Regions from separate parts of the Homo sapiens genome. Here region 2 is linked to region 1. Evidence: chromatin contacts called from ENCODE Hi-C data. All regions are on one chromosome and are shown on one strand. The core of a region is the stretch at or near the end of the contact, and the rest is flanking DNA. Distances in the headings are between cores, read along the strand shown.

Region 1 (4,919 bases), core at 900-3,399:
TGTATGTGTTTCCTAATTGTGATGTTTTTTAAGTTTGAAAACAGTGTGCTTTCTGACCTGTGGGTTAAAAACAAAATAGTAATTTCCCTTTGTCCAAATTCACACCCAGAATAGAACACTCCTGTTACATAATCAAAAAGCCACAAAATAACAGAAACTACTACAAGCCATTTGTAATTACCACCCACTCTTCTTTATATATTATAGAAACCTCTCCACTGATTTTAAACTTCCATGTGTCAGTGTTGGGAAAAAGACTTTACTGGAGCCACATTCTGTGGTTAGTCTACCTAAGCTGGTGCTGGGAGCTTGCAACATGCGTGATGCACTGGTTACGCAGCTTAACCCTGAACAGAGCTTTTGAATATATTAGTGAACCCAATAAATTCAATAGTAAGTAAAAGTCCATCTTTCATTGTCATTGAGGGATGTGTGTGTGTGTATGTACACACACACATATATACTTACATATATACATACATACATATCGTTTTATACTGACTGCTCCACCAAAATCAATTTTAATCTGACATACATTTGATTGATTACTCACATGCATTTACACTGAGGCCCTTTTCCAGAGCCTGTGCGAGGGTTCTTTCCTAAATAACCTTACCCCAAAGTCATGCTCCCAAAAGAGGAAATCTCGAACAGAAGAAACAAGCCCCAAGTGGAAGGAAGATGGAAAGAGAAAGGGGAGGAAAGAGGTTTACAAATTCCTTGCCAAATGGATGGAGAGAAATTCTGTGAGGTGATTAGCGGGTCAGGAAGCGTTTTCCCTGGATGTGGTGGTAACCACAAGGACCAGTGATAATGCTTGGGGGATTGATTGCTTTCCGGTTGTGCTTTCTGCAGCGCAAAAACTCTGGGCTCTTGCATTGCTCTTTACTGTGATGCAGGGTCCACTTAAAACTCTGCCTCCCTACCGGGAAAGTTCACACATCTTGGGATTTCGGGATCATTTAAGTCTAGAGGGATTCTTTTTTTACACTTGAGAGTAAGCTGTGCATTTTCTTCATTGTATGGGAAAAGCTAACCCTTCATTGGAAAGCAATGCACAACCATCCGGTGGGTCTGCATTTATCCAGAGTTCTCCCTTCCTCCCTCCATCAACGGTTTAGTGAAGCTTGCAGAGAAAATGAGGGAAAGCATCCATCAGAACGCAAAGACGCAGAGCGGAACTTTTCCTCTGCCGTCAGTGGGGAGAAAAAGTCACTTGTGCGTCTCGTGGCTGACAGCTGAGTCTGGGAACCTCCGGATAAGGAAGGAAGGTTTGGCGTTGAAGGAGGTGGGAGAAAACAATGCTGAGCCCGGATGCCTCCGGACACCGCACATCCTGCCCGGGTCCCTGACCCACCCATCACCCACAGCCACGCTCCCGGTGCGGCGCGGCTTTGCTTACCTTGATGATGCTGCTGCGCCGGGGGGTCGCCCGTGCTGCCTCCAGGAGGCCCGCCTCGCTGTCCGCTGGGGTCCCCGCGGCGCCTGGCAGTGCGACCCCGCTGCGACGGTCCCTCATCCGGCCCCCAGAGGCCGCCGTCACGCAGTCCCCGGCGGCATCCGGGCCCACTCGGGGGTCGTCTTCGCCCCCCGCCGCGTCGGGCGGCGCCGGATCCTCCCTGCCGGCCGCGCCCTCGGCCATGGCCTGGAGCGTTTAGGGCTCCCCGGGGGAAAGCGGGACGCCCGGCAGCGGAGTCCAGCCGCTAGGCACCGGTGCGCTCCTGCACCGGGAGGCGGCCCCGCCAGACTTTGTTTCACCGCCCAGCGGCGGCAGTGGCGGCGGCGGCGGCGGCGGCGGCAACTTTCTGGAGAGGGGACATCGCTCGGGCAGAGACGTCCTCGGGCTTCGGTCTAGGAGGCTAGCAGTCCGGCGGGGGACGGTGGCGGGAGTGGGGAGGCGATGTGAGCGGGAGGCAGAAGGAGAGGCGAAAAAGAGAGGGAGGTATCCGAAATGTGATGCAAACGCCGGCCCTGCGCCAGACAAAAGGCACCGGGCGCCCAGCCAGGCGGCCTCTGGAGCCCGGACGCCGGCGGCCCGATAGGGGCCAGAGCCGGGCGACTGCGGCCGGGCGCACCCGCCACCTGCCCGCGGACTGCGGCGCAGCGGTCCCAGGAAGTGCGGCGGCGGCGGCGGCCTCCACTCAGCTCTGTTGTGACAGGGAGGGAGACTTGTTTTGACAGCCCTTGGGGATTGGCAGGCGTCTGGGCCTCTTAGGAGCCTCGCCTCGCCGAGGGGGCTCGGCCCGACCAATCCTCACTGCGGAGGGGTGTGCCCGAGCGCGAAGAATGGAATGTGTTCTGCAACTGGGAGCCGGCCCAGCGGGGCTAATGTACTCGAGCCAGGGTGTACCCGCGCGCGCGCGTGTGCAAACCCGGAGGCGCTCCGTGTATATTTTAGGAAGTTTAGATTTGCGAAATGAGCCTGAGATGCAACAAAAATCCAGGTTGGGTGAAGGAGAGGGGAGAAAGAAACCTTCTTCTGCCAAACAAAGCAATTTGGAGGAAAGTGGGTATTGAGTATGAATGTCTAAGCGTTTGGGGTGACGGGGTGAAGCTTTGCGTGGTCACAGGTTAATTGCAGGCTCTCAGGCCAATTCTTAGAAGTCAAGTCCATGCAGAGATAAACTAGGGTTTACTGGGATCTTGGGGTTCCATAATTTGCTTCAGGTTCCAGGAAAGGATTCTAAGGTCATTCTGCAGTGTGAGTAAATATAACAAGGAAAGGGAGTCAGTGAAAGAGATGAGGGTGAAAGGAAACTGAACCAACTAAATCCCTCCGAAGACTGACTCTTAAAAAGCACAGATATAATCCAAGTCAGATAAATGCAGGTGGGGAGTTTAGTCTCTATCCTAAAACATTCCTATTTGACAATGGTTCAGCCTCCTTTCTCTATATAATCCTATATAAAAACATATTTTGCTCATTTCCAGTAAGCTAGCAACCAAGAAGGGAGAGATCTTTGGATGATGAGTTAAGTCACTGAAATTATCCACAGAATGCTCAGATGCAAACCATGGTCCTAAGGCTCCCTGGTAAGACAAAAGACTTGGCATTTTAATTTTAAACTCCTTTGATATTAGAATCTATATTAAACCTCACTTATAACATTACATTTTATCTTATTAATAATTTAATAATTTGAGATTTTACTTGTTCCTTAGTCTGGCTAACAGCATGAGAAATTATTCAGCATTTTAGACCAACAATTTGGTTTGAATCTCATAATTTTAGAGATATATGGGGATTTAGGGATCAACTAGGACATCATTTTTGTTTTACGGTTGAGACAAAGGCCCAGGGAGTCTTGTCTACTAGTTAGTGCAGGAGCCAAAATTAGAATCAGCCACCCAACTCCTCCGATAATCTCTTCACTACTTTATCTGTCTCCTCTGGGCTACAACCAGCCAGAACTGGCAGGGGCACTTGGGAGGTTTCAGATTTGACATTTATCAACTACTAGGGAATACTGAGAAGGCTTGACTTTGCCTTTTCTTTAAACATAAATGCAGCCTAGTAATGAATGTACTGTAGAGAGTAGCAGTGACCTCTGGTTTTAGAACCAACACCACCCTCTAGTGAGATTCTGAGAACTGCATCCATAACAGCAAAGGCTTCTTTTTCCCCCTCATCTTTAAAAGACAGGAGGGGTAACCCAACAAAAGTTTCCTTTTCAACAGGTATGCCTTTACAACGCACAGACTAGAGGAAGAAAATAAAGTGTACCCAGACTTAAAACAACCATACATGTCTTCCATCTCCTTTAGTTCAGGGAATTCCTGTCTATGCTATATAGGAAATATTTTTAATTGCTATCCTCAGAAATATATCTTATTTTAGGCTATCATTTTTTTCTTTGATATTCAACTATTATTACATTTGACTTCTGTCATTTACAGTTGTCAGTGCTTCATTTTTCTTTGTTACTCTAATAAAAGTCCCATTCTTCGGTTGTCCTCTGAAAAATGTAAAACTGCCTTTATCTCACTCATTATCTTGTTATAGGATATTAATGTCATTTATAAGTTCCTCATCCTACAGATTTGTGTACCATTATGATAATAATTTATTTTTACAAATTTTAAAATTAGCATCACTTTATTAACAAACATTCAAGGTCAGTGATTTAAAAAAAAACAGAGGCCAGAAAGTACAGCATATAACTTGCAAAATGTTGTATCTTTCAACTAGACAATGTCTAGTTGGACTCTTTTCTCTTCCTTGGCATCCTTCCCTCTCACCCTCATGTGAAAGTGCACACACACACACACACACACCCCTCTGATTCCTTTGCTCTGAGCCTCTATCCGTAAAGATTGTTGTCTAAATTACTCTGCTTTGATAAACTAGTTGGACCCTAATCTAGCAAGTCGTTTATATTGTTGTGTTCCAGCATAAGCTCAGAAGGCTTTTCCTGATACTCATGTTTGCAATTGAAAAAAAAAAAACCCCTCCTATGTACTTGCTCCTAGCCAGGAGCAGATTCTGCTTTGTGGACCCACTTCAAAAACTGAAAGAGACTAGCTAGTTTCAGTTAAGTCAGCAGCCATGGGCACATTCCTACCCCTGCATTAACAGTCCCTCTTTCCAAATAGCTGTCACCTACAATTCTTGCCTCCCAACCTTTTACCAAGTCATGGTGACAATTGCTAGATTGGCAGATTGGAATTTGGGGGTGAGCAGGGGTAGGAAGGTAAGATATGAATAATAGTAACGAGCAGGAAATTCAAATGTTACTACGTCAGAAAGGACTCTCTAACTACAAATCTCAAGTTGCCCCTACAAGCCTCAGTACATGTCAGTCATATTGTGTTTTGTCTTCTCACAGGATTTTATCACTGTGAACAAACTGTCTTTTCCGTGGAATTGTTTACTTACATATTCTGTTTTACTTTCCCCCTATCTCTGCTTCACTGAAATG
Region 2 (5,224 bases), core at 2,664-5,163, 1.2 Mb after region 1:
GGAGAAGCTCCCCCACATATTTTGAATAGGATGCAGATTCCCAACTAAAATTTTTTCATGTAATTGTTCAAATGTTTAGTTTTGTTGATATTTCCCTAAGGAACCTATGATCTGTATTAAATGCTTACATTGGCTCTCCAGGACATGTGTACATTCAGCCATGAAAACAAAACAGCAAATCATTTAAATTGCTTCACTTGTTTTAAAAAAAAGAAGGTCCAACATGTCGCGGTAGGAATTTGGTTTGCATCCACACTGAGTGCCACCCGACCCTGCTCTACACTGAAGCTTCTCAGGCTTCCATAGAGAAAATATACTTTCAAAAAGGAGCAACCAACTTGGCCCAGCCTCTGAGGGGAAGGAGGTTTATAGAAAATTCACCCTAAGAAGGGGGAGATTGAGGTGACTCGGACACTGATTGATGGTTGGCAGGGCACAAAGCTTTTGAGTGAAATACATGGTGTTGTCCTTAAAATATCCTCTTAGTCAATCGCTGAGAATCCTGTTCAGGTCATCAAAGTTGCTGAAACAAAAATTAAATAAGCCAATCTAGCCTTTGGGGATTTACTAAAAACAGATCTCATGGCCAGGCACAGTGGCTCATGCCTGTAGTCCCAGCATTTTTGAAAGGCCTATGTGGGAGGATCACTTGAGGCCAGGAGTTCCAGACCAGCCTGGCCCACATGGCAGGACCCTATTCTCTTCCAAAAATTTTTAAAAATGAGCTGGGCATGGTGGCCTGTGCCTGTAGCCCTAGCTACTTGGGAGGCTGACGCAGGAGGATCACTTGAGCCCAGGAGGTAGAGGCTGCAGTGAGCTATGATTGTGCCACTGCACCCCAGCCTGGGTGACAAAGCAAGACCTTGTCTCTAAAAAAAAATAAAAAATGAAAACAAGTCTCAGGGTTAGTTAAAAACCTTCCCTCCCAACCACCACCTCCACTTCCCGCCATGGGAAAACAAAAACAAAAACCAAACAATGCCAAGGTCAGGAGAGTCCTTGGAAGCAAGGGAGGGGGCGGTAATGGCTGAGTAGCAAGAGGACAGCCTTAAAGCCACCAGGCAGAGTCCCCGAGTATCTGGGAGGCTGTTAAAGTATGAGATAAGAACTTTCAATCCAGTAAATTAATCTACCAAGTTGGGGCTTAAAGTTAGAGAGAGATTCTCATTTTCACTGCAGTTGCTCATACCCTTGCCTGTCCTCCCCATCTGGTAGGCCCAAAGCAGTGGTAGCAGAAATGCCACCCACACCCCTACATACATAAATACACGCACACTCTCCAATGGCCACTTGGCAGATCCTCATAAGTCATAGTTCTATGGCTCATAGTCTAAGAAGCACAGTCTTACATGAAAACAATCTACCTCTAATGGCTGACATTCTAGCAAAGAGACAACAGCTTTAACATATCTGTGCTTTGTTGTGTTTGAAAAGGAGCAAATATTGATTGCTGCCTTGAACCTAAGTCCTAACGCTTGATAGTAACAATAATAAAAATACTGAGATATAAACTTTTATTTTTAAAAAAGTTCATTCATAACTAATTTCTATGCATATATTATTATCAAACTAACAGAATTCTGTCTTGATGTTTAGGGAGAATATTTCCAAAGAGCTTCTAGGCAGGTAACCTTATGGAAAGCATGGCAAGAAAAAGACCAATGTCACAAGTAATATACTAGTAAAAACCAGATGACTTTGAAAAGAGAACACATGCTTCTGTGGACACAGGCTCCATTCCTACACCTGGCAATAGGTGTACACTGGCAAAAGCGTATACAAGTACATGCTGTTGGTTCCAAAATAACAGTCCAGGGAGTCAATGTTGTTTATCACAACCACTAGAAAATAATATGGTAACACTGTCTTCATTCACTCACACATCTAACAAATATTTCCTGAACATTTACCATGAGCCACACACTGTTATAGGCAATGAGGCGGGGGGCAGGGGTTGGGTAGAACAGTACGAACAAAACTCCCTGCCTTCGTGGAGCTTATATTCCAGCTGAAGAAGACAGACACTAAGTAAAATACATAGTTTGTTTATTGGTGATAAGTGCAAAGGAGGAAAATGAAATAGGAAAGAACATGGTATGGAGGCTACAGGGCAGATTTTCATTTTAAACAGGGTGGTCAAAGAAGGCCTCATAACATTTGAGCAAAGACCTGTTATATAGATATCAGAGGGCAGAAAGGCCCAGAAGACGGAAACAGCAAGTGCAAAGGCCTGAAGTTAGAAGGTCTGATGAGTCCGCACATAATAAAGAGGTGGGTTTGGCTGGAGAGGAAGGAGTAACACAGAGAACATTGAGAGATGAGGTCAGACGGTAATAATAAAACCAGAATACGGCTGGGCGCGGTGGCTCACGCCTGTAATCCCAGCACTTTGGAAGGCCGAGGCGGGCAGATCAAGAGGTCAGGAGATCGAGACCATCCTGGCTAACACGGCGAAACCCCGTCTCACTAAAAATACAAAAATAAAAATAAAAAAAAAATTAGCCGGGCGTGGTGGCGTGCTCCTGTAGTTTCAGCTACTCGGATGGCTGAGGCAGGAGAATGGTGTGAACCCAGGAGGCGGAGCTTGCAGTGAGCTGAGACTGCTGCACTCCAGCCTGGGCGACAGAGCGAGACTCCGTTTCAAAAAAACAAAAAACAGAATACACAGAGCCTTGAAGGCCATTGTAGAAGTCTGGCTTTTGCTGTCAGTGATTCTCAGAGTCACTGGAGGTCTATAGCTGAGGAATGCTATCCAACTTTCCTTTTAACTGGATCATTTTGACTCCCTCCCACTCCAAATGGTGGAAGAACAAAAGCAGAAGTAGAGATGCTGCTGGCCAGAACCAAGGTGACAGCAGCGGTATTCCTACTGTAAGAAGTGGTTAGTGGTTAGATATACTTGAAAGATAGCTTTTGCTGATGCATTAGATATGAGATATGAGGGAAAGGAAGAAGCCAAGATTACTACAGGGTTTTTGGCCTGGATGGTGCTATCACTGAGACAATGCAAACTTATTAAGGAAGAATCCGTTTTGTGGAAAAGATAAAGAGTAGTTTTTAAAATGTCAAATTTAAAACATGAAAGATACCAAATACATTATTGAATTTGTGGATCTGAAGTTTGGGGGTGAGGTGTGGACTGGAGACTAATTTCTGAAGAGCTCAAGAAAACCATAAGGCGGGATAACAGAGAACACAAAGGATTAAAGGACCTAGTCCTGAGCACGCCAAGATTAACAAATTAGAAGCATGTGTTGGGGGGCATTTAAGACGGACTAATACGAACTTCTCTAAAGTGGGGTTAAAAATAGACATTTTTCTATCTTTAGAGCCTAATACAGTGCCTGGGAAATTATAGGTGGTAAATAAACAGGAGAATACTTCGACAGGAATTTAACGAATGTCTATTCCGTTCTAGCAAGAGCGCCAGGTACTGCGGAAACCGTAAAGAACAAGTGCAAATTCCTGACACCTATATTCTGGTAAGCAAGCCAGGGAGGATTAACTGGTGGCAAAAATCAAACATTAACGCCGAAATAGCCTTCCCAGGAACCTATTAAACTCCAACTTAACACATAAATAAAGGTGGTATTGGGCTTATCTGGAGGCTTCGGTGGCTATCTCCCATCCCTCAGCTGGAGCCAGGCCAATGCAAACTTCGCTCCTAAATGGCTTTCACCGGCAGCCAACGCCAAAGCGCCTTAAATCAGGGCCCTGAGGTCCAGGGAGTGAGACTGGACTCCGTCAGGACAGGGAGAGGGCGCCAGGGAGTGGTGACTGTCCTTATCTGAGCCGAAGCCTCGCGAGCCTCCGACCACCCCTCACCAGCCCGGGGCCCGGCAGCCTCACCTTACAGTCCATCTGTCCGCCTGAGGCTCCGTACTGCAGCAGGCGAGCGGGTTTCCGTGGAACTAACACAGCATTTTAAACCAACCCGCTCCCCGGCGCAGTAGCTCCGGTACGCAGGCGCACCCGTGGCAGGGCATGTCGGGAACTGTAGTTTTCCCGGCCCAGGAGGGCCCTCAGCCCTGGGCGGGACCCAGGCCGGCATCCGGCGGCGCTCAGGGAATGCGTAGCGCCGTGAACCGAATGGCGGCAGGCTCCACTGTGCTCGCGAGCGGGGCACGCCGGGATATGTAGTTTCCGGCGCCTGCCCTCCGGGGGGTCCTGTGCTGCCCACTTCACAGTGACTTGTCTCCGCCTGGTGAACTCGCGGTGTTCTGCTAATCTTGGTAAATACATACCCTACAGCAGAGTAACGAGCATAAAAATTGGTTAAAAATTCAGAGCTTAAACATTCTTCTCGTTAAAGGAAAAATCAAGTCCCTCTTCGTCCTCGTCCATGATGGCCACATGGAGAGTAAAACACAGAAATCTGTTTTCAGGTCTTTCGTCTCTTCAGCATAAATTATTTCTTGCCCTGTCTACAAGTTAATAGGTATTTGTAAATCTGAGTGTAAGTAGCTATGAAACGGAAAAGAGCATTGAGCTGTCCCTGGTTTTTTTGGTGGTTTGCTTTTTTGAGATAGGGTCTTCCTCTGTCGCCAAGGGTGGATTACGGTGGTGCGATCTCGACTCACTGCAGCCTCGACCTCCCGAGCTCAAGCGATCCTCCCATCTCAGCCTCCCCAGTATCTGGGACCACAGGCGCGCGCCACCACGTCTGGCTAATTTTTGTATTTTTTCGTGGAGGCGGGGTCATCACCATATTGCTCAGGCTGGTCTCTTTGGGCTCGAGCCATCCGCCCACCTCGGCCTCCCAAAGTCCTGGGATTACAGGCGTGCATCACCACACCAGCGTTTCTGAGTTGTTTTGCTTTAAGAATATGTATTCTCACTTAAGGGAAAGCCTTCTATAGTGCAAAGACGCGGCTTTGCGTTTTGGTAGCTGGACAGAACACCTGTTATCCCTGCCAGGGCAATTAAAATGCATTTCTCTCTTCTCCCTGAGAGTGCAGCCAAGAATCACTTCAGCCCTCTCATATAAGCAATCAGATCCGAGATGAGAGCTCATTTACTTAGCCTGACAATTGATCTTGCTATTCTAATTCTTTTCATAGCGGAGCCTCAATGTGAGATGCAGAGACTGCCCATCAAACCACAGCCATATTCATCAAGCTTTGAGCCGATCCGGTGAAGAGAAATGAGCACTGCATACATTATTCAGAGAAAGGGACCAAATAAAGCTTTTAATAGGAAATGAAAATGTATTTTAAAGCGTCAG

What was found. Hi-C counts contacts between places; a loop is a spot of excess contacts on that map. Pooled maps may share reads with other maps.
Region 2: a map of CD8-positive, alpha-beta T cell shows a loop between it and region 1 (15-fold over the local background). The contact joins the promoter of CCDC150 here to the promoter of PLCL1 in region 1. A Hi-C loop is called at or near these places in 3 of 168 maps with a recorded cell type or tissue (CD8-positive, alpha-beta T cell and naive thymus-derived CD4-positive, alpha-beta T cell) and 7 of 50 pooled maps.

Annotation. Positions count from the first base shown.
Region 1 is chr2:197,801,823-197,806,741 of GRCh38, reverse strand. PLCL1 (phospholipase C like 1 (inactive)) reads right to left here and starts at 2,149. Exons shown (of 6, transcript NM_006226.4): 1 at 1,403-2,149. The coding sequence starts at 1,642. It overlaps LOC105373828 (a long non-coding RNA gene), which reads left to right and starts at 2,196. Exons shown (of 4, transcript XR_001739850.3): 1 at 2,196-3,033. RefSeq lists a silencer at 1,973-2,102.
Region 2 is chr2:196,638,404-196,643,627 of GRCh38, reverse strand. CCDC150 (coiled-coil domain containing 150) reads right to left here and starts at 3,913. Exons shown (of 28, transcript NM_001080539.2): 1 at 3,850-3,913. The coding sequence starts at 3,861. LOC105373823 (a long non-coding RNA gene) reads left to right here and starts at 3,943. Exons shown (of 2, transcript XR_923747.3): 1 at 3,943-4,232; 2 at 5,061-5,200. RefSeq lists enhancers at 3,052-3,589, 3,590-4,127, 4,112-4,161, 4,182-4,401.